Linked DNA regions of Homo sapiens: all the other regions are linked to region 1. Evidence: chromatin contacts called from ENCODE Hi-C or POLR2A ChIA-PET data. All regions are on one chromosome and are shown on one strand. Each heading gives the region's core, a stretch centred on a gene start or an enhancer-like site at or near the end of the contact. The rest is flanking DNA. Distances are from core to core; before and after follow the strand shown. Region 1 overlaps PSMD1 (proteasome 26S subunit, non-ATPase 1). Region 2 overlaps ARMC9 (armadillo repeat containing 9). Region 3 overlaps ARMC9 (armadillo repeat containing 9).

Region 1 (4,930 bases), core at 1,503-4,002:
ATAGCATCAAACAGCATCTTATGCTACAGAGAAATCTTTTGTGAAAGGAAAAGCTAATGTGGCAGACTTCATTGTCTTGTTTAAAGAAATTGCCACACCCACCCCAGCTTTCAGCAACCACCACCCTGATCAGTCAGAAGCCACCAACATCAGGAGAAGACATTCTACCAGCATAAAGATGAATATGCACTGAGGGCTCAGATGGTCGGTGGCACTTTTTAGCTATAAAGGTTGTTGGGTTGTTTGTTTTTTAAATACAGAGGGTCTTCCTCTGCTGCCCAGGCTGGAGTGCAGTGGTGTGATCATTGCTCAGAGGCAAACCTGAGCTTATGGAGCTTGGGTTGAGGCAAAACTGTAGAATAGCAGAGACTACAGGCACTCACCACCATGCCTGGCTAATTTTGGTTTGTTTGTTTTGCAAAGACAGTGTCTCACTGTGTTGCCCAGGCTCATCTTGACCTCTGGCCTTAGGAGATCCTCCTGTTTCCACCTCCCAAAGTGCTGGGATTACAGGCATGAGCCACCCATTGGGTCTGGCTATGTTTTTTAACTGAGGTATATACATTTTTTTGGACATAATGATGTTGCACACTTAATAGGCTATAGTATAGTGTAAACATAACTTTTATATGCCCTGGGAAACCAAAAAGTTCGTGTGACTCACTTTACTGCTATACTCTCTTTATTGTAGTAGTCTAGAACCAAACCCACAATACCTTGAGGTATTTTATTAAAGAATAAAGTTAAAATACAGTTGACCCTTGAACAATACGGGAGTTAGCATCACTGACCCCACAACTCTTACACTGTCGAAAATTCACGTATAACTTTTGACTCCCCCAAAACTTAGCTACTCATAGCCTATTATTGATCAGAAGCCTTATGGATAACATACATAGTCAATTAACATATAATTTTTATGTTATATGTATTATATACTATATTCTTACAGTAAGGTAAGCTAGAGAAAAGAAAATGTTATTAAGAAAATCATAAGGAAGAGAAAACACTCGTCTTCACTATGAAGTGCAAGCGGATCATCAGAAAGGTCTTTACCCCATTGTCCTCACATTGGGTTGGTGGAGGAGGAAGAGGAGAGGTTGGTCTTGCTGTCTCAGTGGTGGAAGAGGTGGAGGAGGTAGAAGGGGAGGCAGAAGAAGTAGGTACACTCAGTGTAATTTTTAGTGAAAAAAAAATTGCATATTAGTGGGCCCACACAGTTCAAGCCCATATTGTTCAAGGCTCACTGTTATATGGATACTGCCTGTTATAGCTTATTTGTTATATTTGTTATATTTGTTATAGCTTATTTATTATATTTGTTATAGCTTATTTGTTATGAAATTACACAGTAAGTTGCTAAAGTGCATGTTAGATGAGTCATACGTCTTATGTCCTTTTAAACTTTAGAAGAGATTTTCTACCCCAGGTTCCCTGGGAGTGAATCTTTGTTATAAAAATTGTATGCAAATCCAACACATAATTTCTTGAACATCCATTATGAACTAGGTACAGAGTCTTCTCCATAATATCCCAGATAGGAAGTCATCCATCTACAAACTGTAAAATATTTTTTTCCTATCGTGGATGGAAATGTTGAATAAAACAGAACAAAACACAGACCCATATAGCATGGTATTTCTTCTTACACCAGTTTTCTTGAATATGATTGTTAATCAAATACTGGTCTTCACTGTGTTATCCTCTAACTCTCATTTTGCCAACTTTTTCATAAAGACTCTAGACAATTTTCACAAAATCCTTATGACATAATATTTACCCAAGTCTACTAGTCTGGCACCTCTAAACGGGTTATGTGACTTATTGGGCCTGATTGTTTCTTAAGTTACACTTTTCATAGAAGTGTCCAGTGTTCTTCGAGGCCTCTTCTGAGATCTGGCAAAACCTATGTGTATTAAGCTATTCTGCATTTTGTCAAAAGATCTGCCACAGACTCCACACTTTGAACTTCTTGAACCCTATCTCTTCTTTTCTCTTTTAAAATATTGGAATACTTCATCATTTACATTCTTTTTGTACTTTGCAGTTTTCTGTTTTTCTTCCAAAATTTGGTTTCATAATTACATACACAAATTTGTTCTATTTCTAGGAGGTGATTCATTTAGCTTTGTGACTGGAACTCATCTAAGGCAACTAGACTCTTTATCTGTTTTGTGTTTGATCAGTCTTTCTGTCTAAAAATTATTCTCCTTGAGAGAAAAGATGGAAGCAAAATAAAATTTAATTACTTCTATTTCCTTCCTGTTATCTTAGCATATCATGTAGCCAAGCTGTGACCCTAACCTTTCCCTATTCTTGCTGTAGAGATTAGACACAATTAAAAAATGAGAAAATGGTCTGTCATGGCCATCCAGAGTGGGTTCTTTGTGTGAATTATCAGAGAACTAGATAATTTTAGTATGGAAAGTATATTCTTCCAGGTATACCCTTAGTATCTCTTGGGTTGTGTAAAGCATCCTACTCATGTTTGACTCTTAAGTTGTTTTGTTTCCTGTCAGTTAATGTTTTGTATTGTCAGTGACTTTATATTTTATAACAATATAAATCAGTGGCTTGGTGTTTATATTCTGCCACATAGGAAGTTGACGGTCATTTAAAACTGTTTTTCTTCCATTTTTAATCTGATGGTGCTTTGCTCTCTAGTTAACAAAATTCATGTCTGCCCTTTTATTTCCTGTAGCTAACACAGGTTAAGTTCCCAGTTTCAGCAGCAGATGTCTCCCGTGAGCTGCTTAGGTTTTGCTGAGTTTTCCACTACATAGTATAGTCAAATAAGTTATTTATGTGCTTGCTACTTCTAAGGGACCATTCTTGGTTCTCTTTTCATAAAACGAATCTTTAAGAAGTGGGAACTGGAAAAATTTTGTCTAAAATTTATTTTATAAATGAAAATTAAATATAATTGACCTGTTTAAAGAGCTGGAGTTAAAAATCCTCTCTATGTTCTCTAAGTTTTAGTTTACTGCCATTTCCCTAGAGTGAGAATTTTTTAAAGTAGAAGAAACCAGTATTCACATTTTTTTTAAAGATAAGGAAATTGAATTCCAAAATGTTTAATAAATTTCCCCACTGTCATAAAGCTAAATACTGAGATTCTAAACAGGCTTCATGATAGACCAGTGCTTTCTCCACCTTGCTTTCAGTCAGAGCACCATCTTTTTGAGTGGCTGTGATAAAACAGCTTTATTCTTAATTTTCCTTATTAACTTTAATATTTGAGAAGTGTCTGTCCTATATCCTAAGACTGGTACATGTTTTCTGAAGTGACATCATTTACTGTCGTAGCATGCTCTCCATCTTTTTTCCCCCCTTTAGATTTCCCTTTTAAAATGAATTTGTGGACATTTGGTCTTATACCATGTTTTAAGAGTTTATTTCTTCATAATTTTTAAAAACTTCTTTTCAAGTATACTTATTGGATATGAATACTAAAAACATGTTAGTAAACACATATTTGTAGTTCAACAACTAAGATAAAATTGTCTTTGTGTAAAATTCTTATGTATATTATCTCCTTTATTCTTAGGATAGTCCAGGGTGTTACAGTATTTTATTTCTTCCTTCTGATATTTGTAGATTGTTATTTGTTCATAATGCTTGTAAATAAAAGTAAAAAATTAATTTGATAACTATTCTTGCTTAATTGAAATGAACATAGTACATTAATTTTTATCTAAATAAATGTTCTCTAGTGGAACATCTAATAAATAAGTGATTGTTGGGCCCATTGTTAGTACTTTCAAAGGCAGATTTTATTATTATAACAACTTATGCAGTACTGTTCATGTCATTGACTTCTGAAAACTCATTTGGAAGTGAGTAGAATCTGAATTATTTTAACTTGACACTGGAAAGGAAAATGAAGAAAGTCAAAAGAATTGGTCTTTGTATATCTGTTGATATTAAGTTTCTATAATGAACAAATTGATAATCTGATATGGACATTTCTTAAAATCAGACAGTCTTGGTGGTCCCTTGCAGGGTGCTATGACTTAGGCTGTTATAATATGGCATTAAATGTTTCTCAGTGTATAAATTCATAAGCTTTTAGATACGGATCTTGCAAGATGAACAACAGATTCTTTGTGCAACTGTTTTTTAGACCACACAAAGTGATTCCTTGAATATAAAAATGTTACATCATCATTGATCCTCATAATTTGAAGAAACCCTCATAGTGAACCAGTTACCACTAACACTAACACTAACTTCATGATCATCTTTACATCTCCATTCACAATTCTATATCAATTTGATACATATTCTCTGTATACTGTTCTCTGTTTTTGCCCCAGTATCTTTGTGTTTCTGTCTGGGTGCTTGACTTTTCCTTACTTTTTGTCATTTTCATTTTTTTTTTCTACATCTTTGTTTTCTTCTCTCCATTAATTGGCAGTAACATGGAATAAAAAGGTTTTTTTTTTTTTTTCAAAATTATTCTAAATAGTTATAATCTGTTCCTTTTCTTCTAAGATAAGACTATTAACTGGAGTTCTTTTGTTACGTAAGGGTGTTTAACTGCTGAGATTTGCTTTCAAATTATACATCTCTTTAAAGTATTCATAAAATGGAAATACCAGTTCTGCATCGAAGTGGTAAGAGTTTGTGGCTTGGTTGTACTTTTCAGAAATAGTCAATAGTGGAGTTATGTTTCACTTTCTAGAATATTCTGGAAATAGTAGAAAGGTCTCTCATTAACTATAGAAAGATCTCTGGGTTAATTGTAAGCAAGAGCTAGACATGGTGACTCACACCTGTAATCCCAGCACTTTGGGAGGCCAAGGCAGGCAGATAGCTTGGGGCCAGGAGTGGAGACCAGGCTGACCAACACAGCGAAACCCCATCTGTACTGAAAATACAAAAGTTAGCCAGGTGTGGGGGCGGGCACCTGTAATGCCAGCTACTCAGG
Region 2 (4,930 bases), core at 1,203-3,702, 170 kb after region 1:
GCAGCTAATCCACACAGCAGGGCATGGAAGGGGGAGCTAGAACTTCACTAGCACTGTTTAGGGTTATCCAAATGCAGATAAGAGTCTGGGCTCGTTTCACCAGTCATTTTGTGCTCTGTTTAAAAATTGGGACCTCGTGCACTACTTTGGAACACGGGCAGCGTTTACTAAAACTGAATACCTTATGTCCTAGCAAAACCACTCCTAGATAAGCCCCAACCAAAACGTGCCCATATGTTCACTAAAAAACATGCAAGAATATTCATAGCTGCAGTTCTAGAACCAAAACACTGGCTGCAACCCAAATGTCCATCAGCAGTAGAATGAATACCTGTGATGTATTTGTAAAATGGGATACCTTGAGCAATGAGAAGGAACACAGCAGAGACCCTGGGTGAATATCACAGACATATTGTTGAATGAAAAAGTCAAACATAAGAGAATATATAATATATGGTTTCATTTATTAAAAAATTTAAGGAGGAGCCAAGTAACATGAATCTATGATGTTAGAAGCCAGGAGAGAAGTCACCCTTGGTTTGGAATGGGGTTCTGGAAGGGCATCTGGGACTATGGTCATGTTCTGTTTCTTTATCTGGTTACTAGTTAGCCACATGTTCGCTTTGTGAACACTCATCAGGCTGTACATGTGATCTGTGCAATGCCCTGTGTAGATGCTATACTTCAGCAAAAAATCAACCTAAATGGGTGTAATGGTAATAGGCATCTTGGGGACGACAGCCTTTGACATGTTGCCCTCTTGAATTAGCTGGGTTTAGTCTGGAAAACATTCTGGTGCATAGCTGCTGTCCAGGAGTCTCTTCACCAAACTTTTATTGATTCCTTTCACCTCTCTCCTGAATTGGATCTCTGTTTCCAGTGTCCCATATTATCTTATTTCTTGACTTGTTCTCTCGGTTGGTGGAACACATCCTTTAGTTAATAACGTCTAGAGAAAAAGTACACAGGAAGTAAATTTTTTTGAGATCATGTATGGTCAAGAAATGTCTTCATTCTTCGTATAGAATCCTGGATTGTAAATAATTTTCCTTCAGAATTTTGAAGACATTGCTCCATTGTCTTTTAGGTTCCAGTTTTGCTGTACAGAAATCCAAAGCCAGCTGGGCACAGTGGCTCATGCCCATAATTCTAGCACTTTGGGAGGCCAAGGCAGGAGGATCGCTTGAGCCCAGGAGTTTGTGAGCAGCCTGAGCAACATAGACCCCATTCTCTAAGAAAAAAAAAAATTCTTTTAAATTAACCAGGCATGTTGGCGTGCACCTGTAGTCCCAGCTAACTCAGAAGGCTGAGGCGAGAGGATTGCTTGAGCCCAAGAGGTTGAGGCTGTGAGCTGTGATCACACCACTGCACTTCATCCTGGGCAACAAAGTGAGAGCTTGACTCAAAAAATTTAAAAAAAGAAATCCAAAGCCATTCCAATTCTTTATCTTTTGTATGTGACCTGTGTTTCTCTCCCTAGAAGCATATTGAATCTTCCCAATTTCCCATTGACGTCCTTCATGAGGTATATTTTAATCCCTTTTATTGAGCACTTTGTGGGCCCTTTCAGTCTGACAACTTTCATTCTGGTCTTGAGTTATTTTGTTGATGGTTTCTTCCCTCTGTTTTCTGTGTTCTCTCTCTGAATGTTGAACCTCCTGAACTGGTTTTCTATTATAGTTTTCTCTCATCTTTTCTACTTTTTGTTCCACTCTTTAGGAGATTTCTTTTCTTCTTCTTTTTTTTTTTTTTTTTTTTTGAGACAGTCTCACTCTGCTGCCCTGGCATGATCTCAGCTCACTGCAGCCTCTGCCTCCTGGGTTCAAGCAATCCTCCTGCCTCAGCCTCCCGAGTAGCTGGGATTACAGGTGTGTGCCACCACGCCTGGCTAATTTTTGTATTTTTGTAGAGACGGGGTTTCACCATGTTGGCCAGGCTGGTCTCAAACCCCTGACCTCTCTGCCCACCTTGGCCTCCCAAAGTCCTGGGATTATAGGCATGAGCCACCCTGCCCAGCCTCCCTAGCAGATGTCTTCATCTTTATTTTCTGACCCTTCTGTTGACACTTTTATTTCCTTTTTGATAGCATTCTCTTGTTTCATGGATATAATACAGTTTCTTATATCTTTGAGGATATTATTGATGAATTTTTATTTAATTTTTAGTTTTCTTCTCCCTGCACGGTCTCATTTACTCCAAGCCCCGCCCCCACCCTCCCCCCCTATTTGTTTTGGCCTCCTGGTAGAAACTTTTCTCAGATGTCTGCTAGTCCTTGGTGATCTCCTAATGAGAGATTTGGAGTGAAGGGGACCACAAAGCCATTGAGTGTGATGGTGGGGCCTGTCGATGGATAGTTCCACCCAGGGGGATCTGGGTGGGCCGTTTGCTGGGAACCTCTGATTTCACGGTCTCTAATTCTTTCCCCGTGGGCTGGTCATTTCACTGTGAGAATAGTCTTCTAATCTCAGGCCTAGAGGGCAAAGGTCTGGTTGCCAGGGTCCTGGGAGCCAAGTTTTGGGGTGGCCCTCTGTTCCACATTCATTCTGCATTTAGACACTAACCCCCCTCTCCATTTTGTTCTAGAACCCCGGCAAGCCTTGCTCTCCTCTGCCTGGTGTCCCAGATCCACAGACCCTTTGTGTCTCCCTCACAAGGGAACACCCTCTCCCCAGCCCTGTGCTGAGAGGTGTGCAGGAGTCACATGAGTGGGATCCAAGTGCTTCTTGAACAACTTTAATTCATTCGTCTTTATTTTTCTTCAGCTCTTAAGTGCTTTGAGGAGTGAGTAATGGAAATTGGGTAATTCCACAGTGCCCGTTGCTGCCTTGAGATTTGGCCTTCTTGAGCCTGCTAAGCCTCTTGCCATGCTGCAGTCCCACTTCCAGAATTGTGGCGTTATCGTTTCTCGTGCTGTTCTCTCTGTCCTTGGGAATTATCTTTTTTAACAGTCCATTTATTGTAGTTTTACTGTGGCTTAGAGGGAGCCAAATTAGTCATGTGTCTTGGATCTGCCATTCTAACCTGGAAAACAGCCGCAACGGTAACAGCAAACAGGACTGCTTCCCTCGCGCCAGTCACTGTTCTGAGGGCTTCGTGTAATTAATTCATTTAATTTGGAAGTCTGACTAACTTATTTTTGCCAAGTCTCATCAAATTTCAGTTGGAAAACAAGGATTCCAGATGAAATGTTTGGCTTTAGTCTGTTTATTTCACCTCTAATAAATTCAGGCAGAGGAAGAGAACTACCAGACCCGAAGAGGAGGCGTGTGTTTATCTCTCCGTGTTCTTAACCTTGTTTTTCCTCTTGACGTTTTCCCCCAGAGGAGTGTGCTTCAGTTGCTGCACTCCACGAGCGACGTGGTGCGGCAGTACATGGCCAGGCTCATCAATGCTTTTGCGTCACTGGCAGAAGGTGAGACATCAGCTTTGCTTCAAAGATAAGAGCTAGGTCATATTGATGTGCTTTTTCCTTTGAAAATGAGCGTTCCTCCCAAGTTTCTTAGAGATGACGCTTCCTCAGTTTGTTACCGTTTAATTCATCTAAGGTCTTTTGTGAAAATTAATTGTTGTCATATTGCTTTAGTTTATATCAGAGCACATTTGGACAGTTTTTGGGGTTTATTTTGTAAACCTCCCGGTTTTATTTTATAAAGCTTTCTGGTTTTGTAACATAGTAACATTTTATATTGCTTTCAAGTATATCACAGGTAATGAATGCATCTTCTATAATTTTCTACTTAAGGCAAAATAAGTGAAACAATTACGGCAAAATAAGCTTAGCGAAACAAAGCAGACTCCAATAAACACTGCACCATTTCCTTCAGAAGACTATGACCTCTTAAATCAAAGGATTTGAAAACTCTGAAAATAACATGCCCCCATAACTGAATTTAAAATGATTTTGCAAAGTGCCATTATCTTCCGTAAGTTCTTATTTATTTGAGCTCTTTATAATGTGAATAAAGGGAGTTTTCAAATTATGAATATATGATACTCCAAAACTTTGTTCATTTGTTCATTCGTTCTTCCATCCATTTGGCAGACATTTATGATAAGCCAGGATGTGTTACTGAGGACCATTCATATAATAATACTGTTGAAACTTATGTCTGAAATTAACATCTTCCATATCCATTCAGAAGTCCACAACAGGCTAGGGACCATTCTGGGCTTATTACAGGGTCCCAGGTGTGGCTTCCTGCTTCTTCTCCAGGCCTTGTACAGAGAGTGTGTATGGAAGCATTCCTTGGCTGCCTCTGTTGTGAAGACTTAAGGGCTCATAACACACACATTACCCCTCATTTCTCTTTGTAGATCTGACTGTTGGGTTCAGGATTTCATGGAAAAAAAAGGACAATGCTCCCCACAAGAACACAGCAATGAATTATGTTTAGCTCACAAGAAGAGTGGTTTTTCTAGTCACCAGATATTTCATTGAATAAAACCAACGTTTAACGTTTAGAAGAAATATCTTTTAATAAGTTTTAATAAGTTTTGTGGGGGTTTTGTGTGTGTGTGTGTGTTTGGTTTTTTTTTTTTTTTTTTTTTTTGAGAGAGTCTCACTTTGTCAACCAGACTGGAGTACAGTGGCATGATCTCGGCTCACTGTAGCCTCAACCACCTGGGCTCAAGGAATACTCCTCGCGCCTCAGCCCCCCAATTAGCGGGATCAACAGGTGTGCATCATCATACCTGGCTAATGTTCCTTAGTTTTTATAGAGATGAGGTTACGCCCTGTTGCCCAGGCTGGTCTCCAACGCCTCGGCTCAAACAGTCTACCTGCCTCAGCCTCCCAAAGTGCTAGGGTTACAGGCGTGAGCCACCTTGCACAACCAGTAAGTGTTTGTTTGTTTGTTTGTTTGTTTGTTTGTTTTGAGATGGAGTCTCGCTCCGTCATTCAGGCTAGAGTGTGGTGGCACGATCTCAGGCT
Region 3 (4,930 bases), core at 1,630-4,129, 140 kb after region 1:
TCAAAAAAAAAAAAAAAAAATAGAACATTTCTCCTTTTGTGTTTGATATTTCCTTATAATTAGATTCGGGTTATGCATCCCTGAATCACCTAGGCCAAATACGACGTCGGTGATCGTGTGTCCTCCTTAGACTAGCACACCTGAAGGCCCATGGTTTTGAGGCAGGCATTCTTAACCAGGAGAGACACTGTTGTCTCTCAAAGTCTTCAAAGTACAGGAACCCACGGGCCAGGAGCTCACACCAACCTGCTGCCCCATTCACAGGCTGCGTGGGTGAAGCCCTGTGAAGCCAGCTGTATAGATTTGGAATGAGGCTCCTGTGTGATCCTGAGACAGCCCTGTGGGTCAGAGCCACAGCTTTTAAGTGAGGGTTTGCACATTAATATAGTATTAGAGTCTTAATAAACAGAAGCCTTTCTTTTAGTATTTAAAAGAAAATTTATACCCTACCTAATTCTCAAGTAGATTTGAAGAAGTTTATTATAATATGAGAAAACATAAATATGAGAAACGAGAAGGTAGAAAATAAAAATAAGTAAAGCAGTTGTGGTTAAGGGAAAATAAGGGTGGAAAAAATAAAAGTCAGCAAGGGCTAAGGCTGGTACAAAAAATGCATATGCTGTGAGCTGCCTCTCCGGAGAGGCAGGCTGCAGACTGGGCTCTGAGCTTTCCAGCAGTCTGTGCAAAAAGGGAAACAGGAGCAGTTACATGATTCCCAGTGCTTATAAAGCAGGAGAGGGCAGTTACATAACTTTTATTATGTAATATTTCCTGCATCCAAAACAACATATGTGCTGCATATGCAGGCTAGGAACCATGACAATAAAACAAACACCCACAAGTCCGCCACATGTGGCTGAAATAGACCATTTCAGTGCTGCTAAAGTTTTCTACCCTTCAGGCTTCTTCCAAGTAGGTGTGTTACTTATGTAATTTAAAAACAAGTTCAAATGCTTTTTTTTTTTTTTTTAAACTGGATGGTCAGACAACTGCTTCACACAGTTATTCCTGGTGCTAAGACCCGGGATAATCTCTTGGGTCAGCAGTTTGTATGGATCTTCATAGAAGGCACGTAGTCATGTGCTGAAGAGCAGGCGGCCTTGACCACTTCCTCTCAGCCTAACAAATATCTCAGAATGGCTGGCTGTCAGCTGTTCCACACACGTGGACAGACAGATGGTAGAAGCGGAGTCTTTGGGACATGGCCACAGTGATTTTAGTGTGCCAAAATCTTAGAGAATCAGCCATTTTTAAAAGGTCAGTAAAGTCACCATTGGATATGCAAGTCTTAGAAAAGTAACTTCCTCATGAGCCCCTCAGAAGAAGGACTTGAAGCCACATCCCCGAGAATATGGCTGACCCTCTGTCCACTGTCCAGTTAACATTCGGACAGTTAGGAAGCAGAGTGTGCTTACCAAAACTGTGGCTTTCTCATAGCAATTAGCATGACAGGGTCTGTCTACTAGGAGCACTCCTTTCTTCCTCCTTCCCATTTATTTGTTAATTCATCAAAGACTTAGTGTTTTCTAGGTTCAGTTTATAAAATCCCATTATATCTTATATATACCAGCCATCCTTACATTCCCATCTTCTATAGGAGGAGTGATGTATCCAGTTTATTTAAAACTGATGTTGGTCAGGCATGGTGGCGCACACCTGTAATCCCAACACTGGTAGTCCAAGGCAGGCAGATTGCTTGAGCCCAGGAGTTCGAGGCCAGTCTGGGCAACATGGTGAAAACCCATCTCCACAAAAAATACAAAAATTAGGCCAGGCGTGGTGGCTCACGCCTGTAATCCCAGCACTTTGGGAGGCCGAGGCGGGCAGATGACAAGGTCAGGAGATCGAGACCATCCTGGCTAACATGGTGAAACCCTGTCTCTACTAAAAATACAAAAAAATTAGCTGGGCATGGTTGCGGGCACCTGTAGTCCCAGCTACTTGGGAGGCTGAGGCAGAAGAATGGCATGAACCCGGGAGGCGGAGCTTGCAGTGAGCTGAGATCACGCCACTGCACTCCAGCCTGGGTGACAGAGCAAGACTCCGTCTCAAAAAAAAAAAAAAAAATTAGTTGGGCTTGGTGGTGCGTGGCTGTAGCCCCAGCTACTCAGGAGCCTGAGGTGGGAGGATCACTTGAGCCCAGGAGGTTGAGGCTACAGCAAGAGGAGATCGCACCACTGCACTCCAGCCTGGGTGACAGAGTGAGAGCCTGTCTCAAAAGAAAGAAAAAACTGATGACATGTTATTAAGCACGGTTTAAAAAGGAGCAGGGGTACAACACAGCTGGTTATCCCACAAGAAGTTATCAATACCATCTGTCAGGAGACAGTCCTACCACCCCGACTGTTATGTTAGCAGCAAAATACAGACTTTGTCTAACCACTGGAAACCAGAGGAGGGAGGATGAGTTATGTTTAGCTTAGTGATAACCATTCTCCTTCTACTGAATCATTGGCTTAGGAACACGCAATAAAAGCTGCAAAAGCCTTTTACTGTTTCTAGCCGATTTCTTTAACAAGATGATAAAAAGCGTATGGGGGGTCATTGTCAAAGTATAAGAGAGTATTGTTGTTGACTAGACATGCATATATAAAGTTGATTTATGATATGTGTCTCGAGTTCAGATTTACAATGTGTGAAGAAGGAAATTAAGAAACAGTTTAGATGCAATGTCCAGTGACTGGACTGATAGGATTTAGGATTTGGAAGGAGAAGAAGATTGCTTGCTTTTTTGCTGATTTTTTTAAAGGGATAAATTCTACTCTAGGGCCCAACAGAAGGCCATCAATTTCAAAATAAGTACGTGGCACAGATCAGCGTCCTTCATAGAGCGGTCTTGGGTCAGCTCGCCGTCAGGTGCTCTGTTGAGCTTGAGTGTTACTGCTAATTACATTCTGTAAAGGAGCTTGGGCTGGGCCCTTTCACAAAACCGTTGATGTCTATAAAGTTTGGTACACTTGATACTGGTTTTTATATCTGGCAGTTAACAAGAATCTGGGCTTCTACCAACTTACTCACTGTTAAAAATTCAAAAGGGCCCATTAAATCGAGCCCTTCTTTCCCCCTGAGTTCTGAACTGGTTGAAAAATAGGACAAAAGAGTAAAGGAAAAAGGAGCTGAAAATATCACTGTTGGTACTGACAAAGCTTATATTGGAGAATGTGGATCTTTTTTTTTTTTTTTTTTTTGAGACAGGGTCTCGCTCTGTTACCCAGGCTGGAGTGCATTGGCACGATCAGGGCCTCTGCTGCCTTGACCTCCTGGGATCAAGTGGTCCTCCCACCTCAGCTTCCTGAATAGCTGGGACTATGGGCCTGCACCACCATGCCCAGCTAATTTTTATTTTTTATTTTTGTAGAGATGAGGTCTCACTATGTTGCCCAGGCTGGTCTCAAACTCCTGGGCTCAAGCAGTCCTCCCACTTTGGCCTCCCAAAATGCTGGGATTACAGGTGTGAGCCACCACACCTGGCTGAGAATGTGGATTTTGTTTGCAGGCAGGTGGGGTCCTACTCTTGTGCCTGGGAATTACGGAAGCATTCTTGCACAGCCCTGGACAGCTCTGGCCAAGCCTAGCCCGCTGCCATTGCTGTGGCCACCATGAGGGCGGCATGGAGGAGCGGAGTTGACACGTCTTCTCTGGTGGGCTCTGCCCAAAGCAGAAGAGGACAGGCAGGGCAGTGATGCCCAGGTCTGCCCCCAGCCTCACAAGTCCTGTTAGTCACCGCCTCTCTGGAGAGGAAGTCTCCCACTGACAGAGCAGCTCACGGTAGAAACACCACAAGAGGAAAGAAGTGAGGTTCTGCCCTCACCTAGTTCACACCCAGGTAGCTGTGTTCAGAAAGCTGCCCGTGTTATCGAAGCTGGCACAGGTGTCTAGGCACTCCCAGAGGGTTTATAAGGACGGTATTCATTTCTTTGAGGCGAGAGCTGTCCCAGGTGGCCTTTTTAGTTTGACTCCGCGTATTGCTGCTCCCACCCATTTGTCTTTCTGTAGTCCTTACCTTATCAGAGCCTGTGGCTTGCTGGGATATGGGAGAAATCAGATTTTATATTATCATCAACTTAGTGATAAGAAGTAAGGGAGAAAGTTATCCCTCAGGGCACAAGAGGCTGAGTTTTTTGTTTTCTAAGATTACGCAAGTCACGCGGGTGTGTTCGTTTGCAGGGAACGCAGTGCTAGGCTGTTCCTGGATGACAGTCTGCTGTCGGGGTTTCACCCATGGCAGAGCAGCTCCCTGGCTGTGATCTATTGAAAGTCAGCCCTGGGCAGAAGGGGTTAGTGTTAGGGTTAGGGCTAGCGTTACACAAATATGTTAGCTAGAAAGTATACCATTTTATCTGTAAATGAAGGAAAACCCATCCCCTCCCTTCGCTCAGCGCATCCTGCCCTCCCGTGGGAACCTGTTGCCTGTGTTTCATATGCGTCCTTCTAGAGCCTTGAAGTATATATCATTAACTTTTACTTGTGTGTATATTTTCTTTATCTTCTAGAGTTCTAATTTGAGAACGGCATTCCTCTATCAGACATTTAGGTGGCTTTTCTGTTTTCTGCTGTTTGTAATGGTGTAGTATGCATTTTCCCTGCCAAGAGCAGTTGAAAGTGCCTTGGTTGGTCTTTCTCTTCTTCACCCCCTGTTCCCCCTGGGCAAATGTGAATGCAGAGACACTGGAGAAAAGGTATGCCACGAGAGGGGGCTGTTCCACCCACACCAAGCCTGTTCCACCCACACCAAGCCTCTGCCCTAAGAGCAGGAGTGGGTAGAAGGCAGGCTGACCAGGAGACAGAATCTGGTGCCAACTCCTAAGGTAGAAATTCGAGCTCCTGCCCCCTGGATGAGTCCCAAGTCTGACCTAGTGGCACCTCTGGGTTTCTGGATTCCTTGGATGGGGAGGTTTCCATTTAAATGCATCCTTATTTAGAAAGATGC

What was found. A loop is a pair of places that touch in the nucleus more often than their neighbours do. ChIA-PET counts read pairs that join two places held with the same protein, here RNA polymerase II (POLR2A). Pooled maps may share reads with other maps.
Region 2: a loop to region 1 is called in a map of sigmoid colon, with 3 times the contacts of the local background. The contact joins two enhancer-like sites. A Hi-C loop is called at or near these places in 2 of 168 maps with a recorded cell type or tissue (esophagus muscularis mucosa and sigmoid colon) and 5 of 50 pooled maps. POLR2A ChIA-PET finds 5 or more read pairs at or near these places in 1 of 52 experiments (PC-9).
Region 3: a loop to region 1 is called in a pooled map, with 8 times the contacts of the local background. The contact joins two enhancer-like sites. A Hi-C loop is called at or near these places in 1 of 168 maps with a recorded cell type or tissue (esophagus muscularis mucosa) and 3 of 50 pooled maps. POLR2A ChIA-PET finds 5 or more read pairs at or near these places in 2 of 52 experiments (H1 and activated CD4-positive, alpha-beta T cell).

Annotation. Positions count from the first base shown.
Region 1 is chr2:231,101,584-231,106,513 of GRCh38, forward strand. All of the region lies in intron 16 of PSMD1 (proteasome 26S subunit, non-ATPase 1), which reads left to right. Among named protein-coding and RNA genes, the nearest start is that of HTR2B, 21 kb to the right of the region's middle. Within about 2 kb of position 2,753, at least 4 of the 41 ENCODE cell types and tissues checked have a DNase peak (open chromatin) inside an H3K27ac peak, as active enhancers do.
Region 2 is chr2:231,267,661-231,272,590 of GRCh38, forward strand. It overlaps ARMC9 (armadillo repeat containing 9), which reads left to right. Exons shown (of 25, transcript NM_001352754.2): 13 at 3,322-3,412. Among named protein-coding and RNA genes, the nearest start is that of ARMC9, 71 kb to the left of the region's middle. Within about 2 kb of position 2,453, at least 8 of the 41 ENCODE cell types and tissues checked have a DNase peak (open chromatin) inside an H3K27ac peak, as active enhancers do.
Region 3 is chr2:231,241,197-231,246,126 of GRCh38, forward strand. The region is part of intron 9 of ARMC9 (armadillo repeat containing 9); the gene reads left to right. Among named protein-coding and RNA genes, the nearest start is that of ARMC9, 45 kb to the left of the region's middle. Within about 2 kb of position 2,880, at least 3 of the 41 ENCODE cell types and tissues checked have a DNase peak (open chromatin) inside an H3K27ac peak, as active enhancers do.